2 separate regions of the Homo sapiens genome follow, and region 1 is linked to region 2. Evidence: read pairs that join two places in POLR2A ChIA-PET (ENCODE). Cell type or tissue: MCF 10A. All regions are shown on one strand. Links, peaks and the distances in the headings refer to the core of each region. The heading gives the core; the rest is flanking DNA. Region 1 overlaps DCLK1 (doublecortin like kinase 1). Region 2 overlaps DCLK1 (doublecortin like kinase 1).

Evidence for each region. Peaks named below come from ENCODE experiments on the same cell type or tissue, not always from the same donor. Only the 100,000 strongest peaks of a DNase experiment are listed, where the experiment ranks them.
Region 1: POLR2A ChIA-PET joins it to region 2 with 6 read pairs; 3 of 35 experiments call an interaction of 5 or more read pairs at or near these places.

Annotation. Positions count from the first base shown.
Region 1 is chr13:36,092,884-36,100,517 of GRCh38, forward strand. All of the region lies in intron 3 of DCLK1 (doublecortin like kinase 1), which reads right to left. Among named protein-coding and RNA genes, the nearest start is that of DCLK1, 35 kb to the right of the region's middle. In MCF 10A, for the core only: no CTCF peak of the experiment used is centred there; no DNase peak of the experiment used is centred there.
Region 2 is chr13:35,991,277-35,998,910 of GRCh38, forward strand. All of the region lies in intron 3 of DCLK1 (doublecortin like kinase 1), which reads right to left. Among named protein-coding and RNA genes, the nearest start is that of DCLK1, 140 kb to the right of the region's middle. RefSeq lists an enhancer at 2,206-2,707. In MCF 10A, for the core only: no CTCF peak of the experiment used is centred there; a DNase peak (open chromatin) is centred at 3,435.

The DNA.
Region 1 (7,634 bases), core at 1,420-6,419, 100 kb after region 2:
ATCCTTTGCATGTTAGGCAAGAGCCCAGGCTGCACAAAATAGGTATAATCTGAATTTTAGAAGCTTGAAAATAAGACAAGTCAAAAAAAAAGAAAAAAATGGCTTTGGAGAGGAAAGTATTGTTAACATCACTGATAATTAGGCCTTCCCGAATAAGAGACAAAAATAATAACAATACTTCAAAACTATTAACAGACTGCAGCTTGAAATCCTTACTTCTATGCCAAGCATCAGACTGTTCTTGAAATCCTTACTTCTACATCAAACCTTCATTATGTAACTGGTCCTATAATTGGAGGAAGGACTGCTCACATAGCTAACTTTGAAAATTGGCAGTGTACCATATTTGCAACAGATTGGCAAATTATTTAAGAAGTCGGTAGGAATAAGAAAGTGGGTATATTTTTCATTTTGATTGACAGAAGTCATCATGTGGGTAAAACCATCACTTCATTCAGTACTACCAGGTCTTGGATCTGTGAAAGGATATTTGCTACAGTGAATCTCCCAGCCAAGGGCTCCCATGGTGGCTACAAATCACCTACTTAAGTTTCCATATAGTAGACCATGACTTCCATGTTTTTAAATGAAAACAGCACCGTGTGATTAAAGTACCATATATTATATACATAAATTCTTTTAATGAACAAACATTTACCAAGCACCTGGTCAAAGCAAAGTACCATGCTAGAGACCCCTGAGGACCTCGATATTCCCAAAGTCATTGCTAGCACATTATCATTCAATCACCTGACTACAATCCATGTCCCTATGTTTCCAGTCCTTTTTTTTTCTTTCAGGAATTCCTTCACAGAACTATTTAGCCTCTCAAATACCCTAAGGAATTTTAGAATAATTTTGACATTTTTTAGTGATAGTTATTTAAAATAAAATATTTAAAATTAGAAATACATTAATAGAGCTTAGATAGTATTTGTGGAATATAAAGACAAAGTTTGTTCTTCCCAATCAACCTGTCTTACATATTTTCAGGTAATTTTAATTTATATGGCAAATATATGATTTAAGCACAAAAAATTATTATTATTATTTTGAGACGGGGTCTCACCATATTGTCCAGTATGGTATCAAACTCCTGGACTCCAGTGATCCTCCTGCCTCATCCTCCTTAGTAGATGGCACTACAGGCACCCAGCCAAAAATTTTTTTAATGACTAGACCTTATTTGGCATTAGAGTCAAGTCTATATTAAAATGTAGACAAATTAAAATATGTTACAGCATTTTTTAAAAATCTGCCTTTTTTGACCTGATATAAATTTTGCACCCCTCCACAAATCATCTTGTTTAGTCATAGTCAGACAGTTTTAATCTCAGTAAATAAAAGCTACATTGGATTCAATTATCATTGTATTTTCTTTTTATTATTATTTTCTTAAATGCTAGAAACACCTTAACGTGCTTTATAAAAGCTGGCATTATCGTCATTTATATTCTGCTCCTTGTTCACCTCCTATATTTAACCAATGGTTATGAATACAAAATTAACAACAGATAGTTAGAATAAAACCAATTTAAAGCAATTTAATGGTCAAAACCAGGAGCTATCAGCTGTTGGTGTTCTGTTGCGTTATTAAACCAACTCAGAAATGCGGACTCTTACTTGATCCCCACTAACTGCCAGTCATGGGTAGTTGCTATACACCCTGTGGCTGTAAAATCAATTCCTTTTTAAGGAAAAAGTTTCTAAGCAATAATTATACTTTACTTACAGTTTTTAAAGGGTATTAAGACAAATGTCGTTACTGCACCACATTCCTAAACCCCCTAGTGGCTCCAGAGCTATCAGCCGGGAAGCACTTTACATTTTGAAAATGTATTGCTCAGGACAAAATGATGAAGAGCCCTGGAGAGCATCTGCTGTGAAAGAAGAAACAATTTCGGGCCAGGAATATGATTTCCTGTAAGTGAAATAATCACATGAGAAGAAAAGTGAAATTATCTCACACTTACTGAAGGCTCAAGTGATGGGGAAAAGTTAAGATGGAAAAGAAAAATGAGGAGCAAAAAGGAAGCAGGAGTGAGGAAGCAGGTGTGAGGAAGGACCACATGTCTATGTCTTCCCTTATGCACAAGCACTAGACTTTTTGTTCCAGTAAAGAATTTCCAGCAAGTGACAGAAAGCAAACCCATGCCCAGTTGAACTGAACAATTTCTCTATGAACAGAAAATGTTTTGTCAAGAACCAGAAATTTCTTTTGATAATCAGTCATGAATGAACACAGGTGGCAGAATGTATCCTCTGATATCTCTCTATCTCTCTCTCTTTGTTTTTTTTTTTTGTTTTTTTTGTTTTGTTTTGTTTTGTTTTGTATTTTTTGAGACAGAATCTCACTCTGTCGCCCAGGCTAGAGTGCCGTGATGTGATCTTGGCTCACTGCAACTTCCGCTTCCCAGGTTCAAGTGATTCTCATGTCTCAGCCTCCTGAGTAGCTGGGACTATAGGCATGTGTTACCACATCCAGCTAATATTTTGCATTTTTAGTAGAGACGGGTTTCACTGTGGTGGTCAGGCTGGTCTCGAACTCCTGAGCTCAGGCAATCCGCCCGCCTCAACTTCCCAAAATGCTGGGAGTCCAGGTGTGAGCCACTGTGCCCGGCTCTCTCATATCTTTCTGGGCTCAAACTCCCAAATGTTTCCAAAAAACCACTACTTAATGCAAGAAAATTAAAGATGATCTAAAACAAGACTTGATTTATGTCACCGGATAAGTAAATATCATGGACATATAAATTCCACCACCCCTTCCCCCAAAATATGAGAGTCAAAGACTGAACACTGCTGAGAAACATAGTAGAAAAATTAAATGCTACCTCATCTGAGAAGCATAACTTTCTTGAGGATATGGCCATAGCAGTCATAAGATTCTCAAAGGGGAATGCAAGCCCCAAAATTTAAGAGCCATTGTTGTAGATAAAATAAGAAAAACTAAATTAAAGATAGAGGATTTTGTCTTAAATTCCTGGAATTAAAAGAATTTTTCCATTTCATTGATATTATTTTCTGTTGTCAGCTTTAGCTAAAGGAAATTACAATAAACCATATAATAAACAAACTAAATCACTATTTTATTTAATTTCAATTTAATAATAAGACCTATATAATAAAGCCCCCAAAAGAGAGGGTTAAAAACTATAAACAAGTTCCATTGGTTTTGAAAGGGTTTTTTGTATGTAATTTTCTTTAATGTAGCTAACCACCACCAAAACCCCTTTGGTTCTTTGGAGAGACAGATTACCAAGAAGGAGGTCAGAAAGGGAGAAAAATCTGGGAAGCAATCTCAGTTCCTCACTAACCTCAGAACTATGCCTAGATATAAGCCCAAGGCCTTTGAATCTCAGCCAGAGACCAGCTTTTCTTTCCCATCTTGTAAGAGGCTTCACAGGGGAGACCGGTCCTTGTTTTTGGTTTAGAGATGGCCTTGAACAAGAAAAAGAAGATAAGTATACACTGAATACACAATCTTTTCTGGAATCCAAAGGCCAGCAGCATCTTAACACTGAAGTACAAAGGCATTTTCAATGATGGTTCAGTGAACATAATCCCCCAGGTGCAGCTTTACTGTACGGCAGAATATTAAAATGCACAATTAAGTCTCTTTCCTTGAGAAGAAAGAAATAGGTAATCTTTTAAAAGTCCTCAAAGATCTTGAATAGCAAAGTGATGAAAGGACAAGTGGGAAACTCACCATGAAGAGGGAATGACAGAGATTATGAAATAATTGGATCTCATCCAAGGAACAGACAAAGCACATGGAAGCCATATTTTAACTATGAAATGCAAAAAGATATACACAGCTTGAAATATGTTAATATCATGTGAAACCTAATCAGCTTATAAATGGTATTTTGGACTGTAACAAAGCAAATGTCACCAAATGGGGCCCCAAGAAGGTAGGAGAGAAGAATAGACCCCAAGGAAGCATCCCTAGGGCTTAGAAGACAGTAATTATTCCATCCTGCCATGAACATGAAAGCTTTCTTCTCCTGGATACCTAAGTCTGGAGTGAGCTCAGAAATGCCGTATGTGCAAAGAGTGCAAAGATAATAAGTGGCTCACAGTGCTGAAACTGGCTACATAACCTCTGTAATAAGTTACTTATAAAACCTCAATAAAACCCAGAGCTAGTCAAACCGAGCTGGAGAGGATGGAGGCTACAGTTACAGGTTAAAGGCGATGAACTTAGTGAATCCATAATTACACAAATGACTTAGAAGGTAGAAAGGAGACTTTTCTATAAAAGCAGATAGAAAAATGAGGTCAACATTTAAAAGCTGATGTGACTAATAAGCAGATCAGTGGCTGCTGGGCTAGGGGTGGGAGCCCAGATTGACTGCAAATGCAGATGAAGGAACTTTCTTGGTCAAAGTGTCTAACACTGGAATGTGGTGATGGTTGCATGATTCTATGCATTTATTAAAATCATTAAATAATATACTTAAAATGGGTGCTTTTTGTAGTACGAAAATTATAGCTTAATAAAGCTGTAATCATTTTTTATTTTAAAGTTGACATGTTTTTAAATTTTGCGATATTCACACTCTATAAAATAGTTGTACTGTATATCTCTGTGATGTGTTAGTTACATTAAAAATGTTCTTTTTCCACTATTGGGAATATAAATTTTTATAATAATCTAAAGTAAGATTCTTAAGTTTTTAAAATTACTCTAAATGGATTATTTTCATAATCATTAACAATCCAAATAGGAATCAAAATAGCAAGAAACACTTAGAAGAAATTGAAAGAAGACATTTCAGTAGCTTTCTCAACATTTACTGTCTTTTGGCAACCCAGTCTAACCCTTTTAACAGGGTAGTATATTAATCTCAATGTGTTTAAAGACTGACAAATCACAGGAATTTGATAATTTCAGAAGAAAAGTATTTTTAAACTCCAGCAGGCACACCAATAAAGCTCAGCAATAAATTGTGAGCATTCTTACCAAAAAAAAAAAGATGCACATGAATTTTATATACTTAAAGTATTTGGAAAACACTATATAATGTCAGATATGACACTGTGGTTAAGAATGTCAGTCTGCCTTGACCAGGTACTAATCACTTGGGCCAGTTACTTTCCCCCTGATTCTGCATCTGTGAAAGGGAGATAACAATAGTATCTACTCCCATAATACTGTTAATGGGGTAAAAAATCGAAATTTTAGTTAGTGCCTGGCATACGGTAAACATTCAAGAAACACTAGCTGCTATTCTACATTTATTGATATTATCCCTGGGCTGGATTCAACATACAAGATGATTTTATTCTTTTCTACAAAGCCTCACCCCCAGGGACAGATCCGGTCCTTTACCTTCCTGGAATGCCAATTACTCAGCAATCTTCACGTAAACTGGAGAAAATGTTTCCAGCTGTTGTAACAGAAAATGTCTTCCAACTTTTGATTCATTACACAAGGTGTTATCACTCATTTTCTGGCACAGAGCTGGTGCACTATCCCAGAACTGATCTGACACACTTTCTTCAGCTGATGTCAAACCAAATTATAAGGCAAATAGGACAAACGAAAAGTCACATGAACAGAATCCATTTACAGTGGGGTCATTCACACTGGTCCTTCCAGGTGAGAGAAGCACTGAGAGAGAGAGATTTGCAATTATTTAAATACATAGCATAAAGCTTCACTTTTGTCTTCAAAAAAAAAGTAATTTTAAGACCTAGAAAACACAGTTGCCAATCCTCAAAATAGATCCACATTTCCTCTGGTTCTTCCTCTATTTCTCTTGTGCCCCAAAATGTAGGTATGTGGGTGTAAACATCTCCAAAGTCAAGTTCTCGTGCATTTTGATAATCTTGTAAAGTTTTGAAAGTAACTTCCCTCTCACGTTAACTGATGGTAGAAAATGAATGGGAACTTTACACACCTGATTCCCAATACATCTTAATGGGAAAGTGCAGGCTCATAAAACTGAGGGCTAGGACATTTAGTATTTATTTTAAGGGCTTCTAAAATATGCCACAAGCTTAGAGTACAGGGACTAATTTTAATGGAAATCTGTTTATTAGCATGCTGGTACACAAAAGTAGGCTTTTAATATTATTTGGATTTTTTTTTTTTTTTGAGAGAGTTTCGCTCTTGTTGCCCAGGCTGGAGTGCAATGGCGCGATCAAAGCTCACTGCAACCTCCGCCTCCTGGGTTCAAGCGATTCTCCTGCCTCAGCCTCCTGAGTAGCTGGTATTACAGGTGCGTGCCACCACACCTGGCTCATTTTTGTATTTTTAGTAGAGACGGGGTTTCACCACGTTGGCCAGGCTGGTCTCAAACTCCTGACCTCAGGCAATCAGCCTGCCTCGGCCTCCCAAAGTGCTGGGATTACAGGCATGAGCCACCGCGCCCAGCATTATTTGGATTCTTAATGTGCTAGAAGTGTTATTAATTCAACTATAAAATAAAACACATCTTTCAGTTATTTAAAGTACGAAGGCAATGTTACAGTGTTTCGGCAGTCACATTTTCAAACAGTACAAGGACATCCTCAAATAAGATTAACTGTATCAATCATCTCATACTCCCATGAACATACAAATGTGAAAATGCAAGTTTCTCTAGTAATGAAACTTGCAGTGAGTCTGAAAGGACTCTTCCCTTAGGATTCTGTTGTGAGGAGTTCTCCCAAGTCTTCCACTGCCCACTGAAAGAAAACTAAGGTATTCCCAATGCCTGGCACAGAATCCATGCTGAATCGATGTTTCCGGATCTAACAAGTCTACAAGGACTTGCACATTTTAAACATTAAAAGACATTTATGTTAAAAAGCTAAAGCACAATCATCTTAATAAAACCCAGGTGAAACTCTTGATCCAATTTGGCAAAACCAAAGACAACTCCGTGAATAGTCTGTTCACCTAACAGGCTTTGTAACAGGTCTTTGTTTTTTATGGTCACTGTCAATAATTGGCACTCTGTACAATACAATAATACATGAGATTAGATTTTCTCCAACTGAACGTATCCCAGAGGCATCATAGCATGATCTTCAGAAATTCTCCCTTTTCCTATAAACTGTTGCCAAATGCAGCAAGGATTTAATCAATGGATGTGTTTTTTTCTCAATACACAGTGGCTAAGTCTACCAATTTGACACACAATGTAAATAAAGAGAAAAGCAATTTTTGCTATATAAGAAAACGATTGGCCGGGCATGGTGGCTCACACCTGTAATCCCAGCACTTTGGGAGGCTGAGGCAGGAGGATTGCTTGAGTCCAGGTGTTCGAGGCCAGCCTGGACAACAGGGCAAAACCCTGTCTCTACAAAAAAAAAAAAAAAAAAAAAAAAAAAAAAAAAACCACACACACACAAAATTAGCCAGGCATGGTGGTGGACACCTGCAGTCCCAGCTACTTGGGAGGCTGTGGTCAGAGAATTGCTTGGGCCCAGGAGGTGGAGGCTGCAGTGAGCCAAGGTCACACCACTGTACTCTAGCCTGGGTGACAGAGTGAGATCTTGTCTCAAACAAACAAACAAAAATGATGATGTTACCAGGAAACAAAATACAATAAGCCTGCGCTATTCCTTTCACAGGAGACCAATTCCAGAAATGGCCTGAGAAATATGTCAGTAATTTTACTCTTCCCAGGGGCACTGTATCA
Region 2 (7,634 bases), core at 1,078-6,077:
TGACTGTTCACTCTTCAACAGACTTAGCATAGAAACACAGAAGTTTAACTATTTTTTTAGGTCTTCATTTCCTTATGAAGACTCCTGTGTCATTTAGATTAAAGGCCAGATGTGGTGGCTCACATCTGTAATCCCAGCACTTTGGGAGGCTGAGGCTGAGGATCACTTGAGCCCAGGAGTTCGAGACCAGCCTGAGCAACATAATGAGACCTCACCTTTATGAAAAATTTAAAAAATTAGCCAGGTGTGGTGGTGCATGGCTGTGCATGCCCAGTTACTTGAGAGGCTGAGCTGGGAGGATCACTTGAGCCTAAGAGGTCGAGGCTGCAGTGAGCTGTGATCATACCACTGCACTAGAACCTGGGCAACAGACAGACCTTATCTCAAACAAACAACAACAACAACTTGTATTAAGTAAATTTGCATGCTTTTCTCTCATTAAACTATCTCTTGTTATAGGGGCCTCAGCTGTGAACCTAGGATGGAAGAGGAAAAGATTCTTCTCTTCCCCCCATTAGCAAATCCAGGTCTGATTCCAGATCATTTTGTGAGCTTGAAACTGCCTACCCTGTTCTAACCTCATATGACAAGTTACTCATCTATTTGGGGGTAATGCTAGGAAGATCTTATACACGGCATTGATCAAGCTTTTTCTAATGCCTGGAAAGTGCCACATAAATCACCTAAAATGTCAAATAAAAGCCTAAATGACATATTTAATTATAAAAATTATGTTTTATGATTACCCTGGCTCAGTAGATTTTGGTTTAATTGCCTCTCTGAAAAGTCCCAAGCTAACTGATAATTAATGAACAAATTCTTTTTGATCTATAATGAAATCATAGATTATAGGGGTTCCCACACTCATGCCTTCTAGTTCGCACTTCTTCCTTCTGAAAATCTCAATTTTTAACAGGTTGACAGACGTTCAATTCTGTTTTGAAACGCAAAGTAGTCTGAATCCACTTCAGAGACAAATGATCCCCTCGGATGTGGGAAAACATGCAAGGATTTGCTTTTGCAAGCCATAGTCTCACAAAGATGAGGAGTTCCTGACAGTACATCCAGGCTCACGTTTCAAAATGGAGAATTACAATGCAACATGTTGACAGTACTAGGATGTGGCTGCCATTCCTTACTTTGTTTGCTTCCTTCAAAAGAAAGTGCTTTTTTTTTTTTTAATGTTGGGGGCTTAAAAGAGGAGTGAAAGGTGAAACAAAGGGTTATACAGACAAGTTTTGTGCATTTCTAACTTTGCACTGGAAATCTACTCCTGACTTACTGCAGTCATCTTGAAGCTTAAAATCCAAGATCACTGGCCTTGCTGATTTTCCTTCTATCAATGACCACAAATGCCCCAGTCTCAAAACCCCAGCATCATTGTTGACCAGTATGATCATATGTTCAATTTGCCTAGGAAAGTCCCAGTTTGTGCCTGTTTTCCCACTGTCCTGACCAGTGTAGCATTTGTCTTGGAAAATGTCCTAGGTTGGACAATACATTTTATGATCACTCTATTTCTCCTCTTTCCCCTGAAAATCCTGATCCTTTTTCCTTTGTGTGACCTGGTCATTCATTCCTTTATTTTAATTCTACCACCTTTATGAACTGCACTGATATACTACTCCCCCATCAGTGATCTCCAGTCTCTAATCGATTATACACATGAAGCTACTGCTCTGAAGCCCTGGATATCTTCTCCTTATTTAATGGATTAAATCCAAATTCAGGCATTCAAGATTTTCACATCCTGGTCCTTTTGCTGTTTCTGCAGCCTTGCCTGCAATGTCTCCCTGATGTAATATGTGGGTCCAGCACAATTGCTTGCTCAGCCTCCTACGCACTGTCATATGCATCTGCTTCTGTGATACAGTTGCTCAAGCTGCTCTGCTCTCTTTTATCTAAGACCTACTCTCCTTTCAAGACCAACTCAACTCTCACTTCCTCCCGAAAGCTTTCTCTGCTGTCCCTGCCTTCGATCAATCACCTCTCCTACATGACGCTCCAGCAACAAGTAACCTCAAAACTACTGACTGAACACTTAGCACAGCCTACCTTGCATTCTTCTTTGTCTCTTTCATGCCTCAGTTCTGTCTCTCCAGGTAGACCTTAAACTCATCAAGAGCAAGGATCTTTTCTTATAATTTTTCTTATAATTTTCTTTCCTCCAACAGCCACCAAAATCTGCTGACAGAAGGCAGGAGGCAGCATAAAATACAGGAAAAGCACTGGACGTAGCATGATTTGTCTTAGACTTGCCACTTACTATCTGTGAAACTTGGGGAAAGGTTTACCTCTCATCCTCAGTTTCCGCATCTACACATTGGGGGATGAGGATGAAACCAGTACCTGCCGTGCCTTCATTACCAAGTGGTTGTGAGAATCAGGTAAAGTGAGTGTGTTCTGAATTACAAAGATTTACATACATGAGGAATTAGTTAACATTTTTTTGATGATGGTAATAACATCATCAAAGACATCTAGCCACAACTTAATCAGAACTACCTATCATATGGTGCTTCAGAGAATTCAAATTCAATTCCTTTCTCTGAACACTCATGAGAAAAAAAAAAAAAAGCTAGGATAAGTATCAGCCTTGAGGCTCCCATATTTCATTTCCTCTCTTCAAAGCCAAAGTCTTTAAAGACCTGAGTGTGGAATATGAAAGGCAGGAGTGAGGGAAAGTGACCAGTTAACATCTCTAGTCCTTCCAGCGTTTCAGACTCTTTCAAGTACTTTTCTCTCATCTGCAAAACATCCTTTTGAGATACTGGAACCAATACTATGAGCCCTTTGAAAAAAAGAAAAGGGGAAAAGTAACATGCAGCTTCCAAAAAAAAAAAAAAATCTAACATTTAGCAGGAGTAGGTTGGGGCATGGTGATTTTGGAATCAGTCACACTTTACAATTCCAGCTTCAGGCTTGACTGAAGTGTTCCAGGTGGGCAGCTCTTCTAGAACTTTCCCTGTAGCAGAAGTCTGTTCACTGATGGATGTTTGTGGCAGGAGCCAAGCGAATTAGTCAGATAAAATATAAGCGTGAAAACAGGAAAGTGGTTCTCCTGAAGTTTCTTTTCTAGCTGTAAGCTTCCACACCACAGAATAGTCAATCACATTACAGCCCACAAGAAAAACCTGAAAGAATCATGTTCAGCTGACCTCAAACCACATATTCTTAGCTAATAAAACATCCTTGCATCAGGTCTCAAGAACACAAACTCAAAGCTAATATAAGATAGCAATTCTGCAAGACAGTTTGCCCCTGGTAATTATACTAAAAATAAAAAAAAGGCAGCCAACTGGTGAGGTTGTCTGTTCTTTTTAGAAAAGATATTTCATGTTCCCTCAAGCTTCATTATCAGTGATTGGCTTGGATGAATGGGCGGCTTCCAACAGCTTTTACCCAAGGCCAGGCTTGACAAATGTGGCATGATTTTGGCAGTGCTCGGGCTCTGATTCAGTCTTCAAATGTCTGGCATGGAACATGAACTTCTGAACCTGACCTAAAGCTATTATGGGCTTTAAATTTTCAAGCAATTGCATCATTAAGCAACCAGCATGCGATGGCATTACTATCTTATCCACTGCCTAAATACCACAATGCATTTAAAGGAAGTTGACATAAATCAGCAATGAAAGGCACAGATGACGGCAATAAGAAATGGCCCATCATTAAGGTTCATTCAAAAGCATACAGGTTGGAACTGCAGCACATTCAATTTTAAAATGCAGATATGACACAAATTCAGAAAGCTATGAAGAGCAATTTGTGAATTTTCACCAAATAGCATATGCTCTGAGAAATTTTTGTCTAAGTGTTCTCCAAGGTAGCTTTGTAGTGGTGGAGTTTCTTCCTTTTCTTTCTTAAACCTCTGCTCCAAGAAGAGACAAAGCATCCACATTCAATTATAAGAGTTTTCTTTTTCACCTCAAATTACCAATATTCCCTCATCTTTTCCAATATCATATTGTAAAGATACAATCCAAATGCCTGTGTCTACAAGGATTCAGTGGAGGAAATGACTTAACATTTGAGTGAACTAAGTTCACTTTATTACGAAATCTAATTCTATCCGTTTTCAATATACTAGTTAGTATGGGGCAATATTTTTAATGGGCCACACCAAAATATAATAAAAGGAATGTAAACAGATCAGAGGACAAAGACAAGGAAACCAATCTGGTAGTTTTATTAGCAAAACCAGAAAGAATAAGAACATTTTACTTTCATATAAATGTTCCTTTGTCTTCTTTCATTTTTACTGAGGCCAATTCAAATGTTGAGGAACAATCTGGGAGGCTCTTCAGTTTCAATGATGATTAACAGAAAATTACCATTCTGAATGGAAATTTCACCTCTTCCCAACTCATTAGAATACACTGGCTTTTCTGACTAAATCACAGGTGAGCAAATAATAGAAGACTGCTTATTTTTAGCAGCAGGCTGTGAGAGACAACCTCAAAAAAGATAAACTAACCCACGTACGTGAGATCACACGTTTTTACCATAAATCTTTGTTTCCTGGCTGTTCTTATAAATGCAAATCTAGCAGAAATGTTACAAACATAAGCAATAAGATTACAACAGTTTTCCTAAAATATCTTCTATATTAGGCTTTACTTAAGGCCAACAATATTTTCATCTATTTTAATTTTATTATTTCTTTTTTTTAATTTTTTGAGATGGAGTTTCATTCACTCTTGTTGCCCAGGCTGGAGTTAAATATTATGCAATCTCCGCCTCCCAGGTTCAAGTGATTCTCCTGCCTCAGCCTCCCAAGCATCTGGGATTACAGGTGCCCACCACCACGCCCAGTTAATTTTTGTATTTTTAGTAGAGACGGGGCTTCACCATGTTGGTCATGCTGGTTGCAAACTCCTGACCTCAGGGGATCTACCCGCCTCGGCCTCCCAAAATGCTAAGATTCTAGGCGTAAGCCACTGCACCCTGCCAACCTATTTTAGTTGTAAATAAAATCATCAGTGCTTTAAGAAGGAGAGATAGATTAAGGCCTCCCGTCTTCATCATTCGCTTCAGTGTGCTGGTATTGCAAACAGCACCATGTGCAATGCCCATTCCCACTTGAGGTGGTCAATTTTATGTGTCAACTTGGCTGGGCCACGGGGCCCAGGTATGTAGTCAAGCACTATTCTGCACATTTCTTTGAGGGTGTTTTTAGATGAGATTAACATTTAAATTGCTAAATTTGAGCAAAGCAGACTGCCCTCTGTAATGCAGGTGGGCCTCATCTATTGGTTGACAGCTTGAATAGAACAAAAGGCTGACCTCCACAAGCAGGAGGCCATTCTAGCAGATTTGAACTGCAACATCAGCTCTTCCTGAGTCTCCAGCTTGCCAGCCCTCCCTGAGTATTTTGAACTTGCCTGTCTCGATGTTCACGTGAGTTCCTTAAAACAAATCTCTTTCCATATATATATATACACACAACCTATTGGTTCTGTTTCTATGGAGAACCCTGATTAATACACCACTTATCTGAAGGGTATTATCCACTCTGTGCATCATCTTTTATACATGCTTTGCTTTCATCCATATGGACAGCATAACTTTATTTTTGCCCATTTAATACTGAGAGTGAGCATTCGACCTGTTGGCCACAAAGCTATAGCTATTTACTCAGAGCTTCTATTTTTAACACTCTGATTCCTGTGTTATTTATTTTACATGCAGTGAAGCCCTTTAAAGCCCCTTAACCACTTCCCTACATCTGCATGCAGGAACAGTCTCCTCCTGCTAGAAACAGAGTTTAATGATGTTTGAGTTGAAGGTAGGATGGAAAAAGCCAATTAGTTTCCAGAATGGCTCCTTTCTCTTGGGGCTACACCTTGTGGTTTGAAATTAAATCCAATATCAGCCTCATCCATACACAAATGCAAAGCCAAGGCTAGCCCACTTTGGATAATCTCGTGATCTTCTCCACTGAACATGAGCATGTATTGTCTGGATCAAGTTCTTTTTAATGATGAGGAAATATGAGATTTATTACTAATGAAGATAGGCCCCAATCCAACTAAAACCTAGGCAGATATGATTATCTTTAATTTCTTTTCTCATCTCTCATTTTAAGGGGAAAATCATCGTAGAGCAGAAATCTCAAAAACTTGCTTTGGAGGCAAAGAACATTTTCCCTCTCTTGGCTTTTTCCAGTGTGAATGGAACACGCATGGCTCTAATTTCACAGGTTAATTTCATTCTGACAATGGAAAACAGTTAAACAGCCAATCACATGTTTACATCTATCAATAGTTTTTAATACCGATGATCATGAGGTGGTGTTGGCCTGATTAGTTCAGTCCTAACCTAAAAATGACTGATTGCTAATGAAAACATTCTTTCTCATACAGAACATTCCAACTATGGTTGTAAGTCATGAAACTTGCAATGTAATAGTCTTTAAATCAGATATAAAAGAACTTCCCCCCAAACCAAAACTAAGCAAAAAACCAACCAAACAGCAAAGTATGCTTCTCATGGATTAACTACTGGCAATTGCTTTGTTCCATTATACAGAAATGTTTTGACTAACCAGAATGCATAGGTCCTGGGGTGTTTTGGGTAGCTTGGTGTAGCAATCTGAAGTTTAGCATTTTTGATTCCAGCTTATTACTGATATTTAATATAAAGCACAACCAGTCTACTTTCCCACTAAGTGTGGTCAGCAGTTTCCCATGTTCTGATTGCTGATCCAGACCATTGTTGGAGTGGCATCATCACTCGATCAATTCTTCTTTTGACATGCTGAGCTCCACTCCCACCTTCCTCAGTGGCTTTAGTTACTGACCCCCTTTTGAGTATTTTAGTGTCCCTTCAACTGCCCTAAAATTTTAACATAATTTTTTAAATTCTGAATAAAATTAAGAAGTATAAGAAAGTGTAGGAGTCTTAGAAGAAAAATTGACTCACAACGTCCTTAAGATAAAGTACAAAACTACGACACAATACACTCCTATTGTCAGAAAATGCTAAACATTTTGATAAATAATATCATTATTAAAATAAAAATGCCCTTCAATAGTTTTGAGTTTTATCATCCTAAAAAGAAAAATAGAGCCCTTTCATAATCCTCTCCATTCAATATCTCCTGCGAATGCAGAAACCTCACACCCACATTGATGGCTCTTCAGAGGCACCTCACAGCCATACGAATAGCTCTTCTGCCTCTTCGGGTCCCTGTTCTCCAGCCGATGCGTCTCTACCAATCTCCCTTCCCCTCCAATTAAGCCACTCAGAATCATCATACTTATGCCAAACTCTGGGGTCCAGAGTGGTCTTCTTGATCATTTCTAGGCAACCAAAATATTCTTCCCTCTCTCCTTATCCGTTAGTCTCTCCTTGCTTCCCTGACAGAAACTCACTATCATGCGCACTGCAGACTTTCAATAAATATTTGTCAAACATAAGATAATGGTATTGTGATTATGCTTTTCAAAAAAGTGCCCTAACCTTTTCAGAGCTACACCCTAAAATATTTCCAGGTGAGATGAGAACGTACAATGCAGAAAGAGTTTCAGTTAAAGCTGCAATTATTACAGATTTCGCTACAACAGATACTGAACATTTACTGCTTTTTATCACTGGGCAGTGAATCCAAAATATATGAGAATAAGATAATC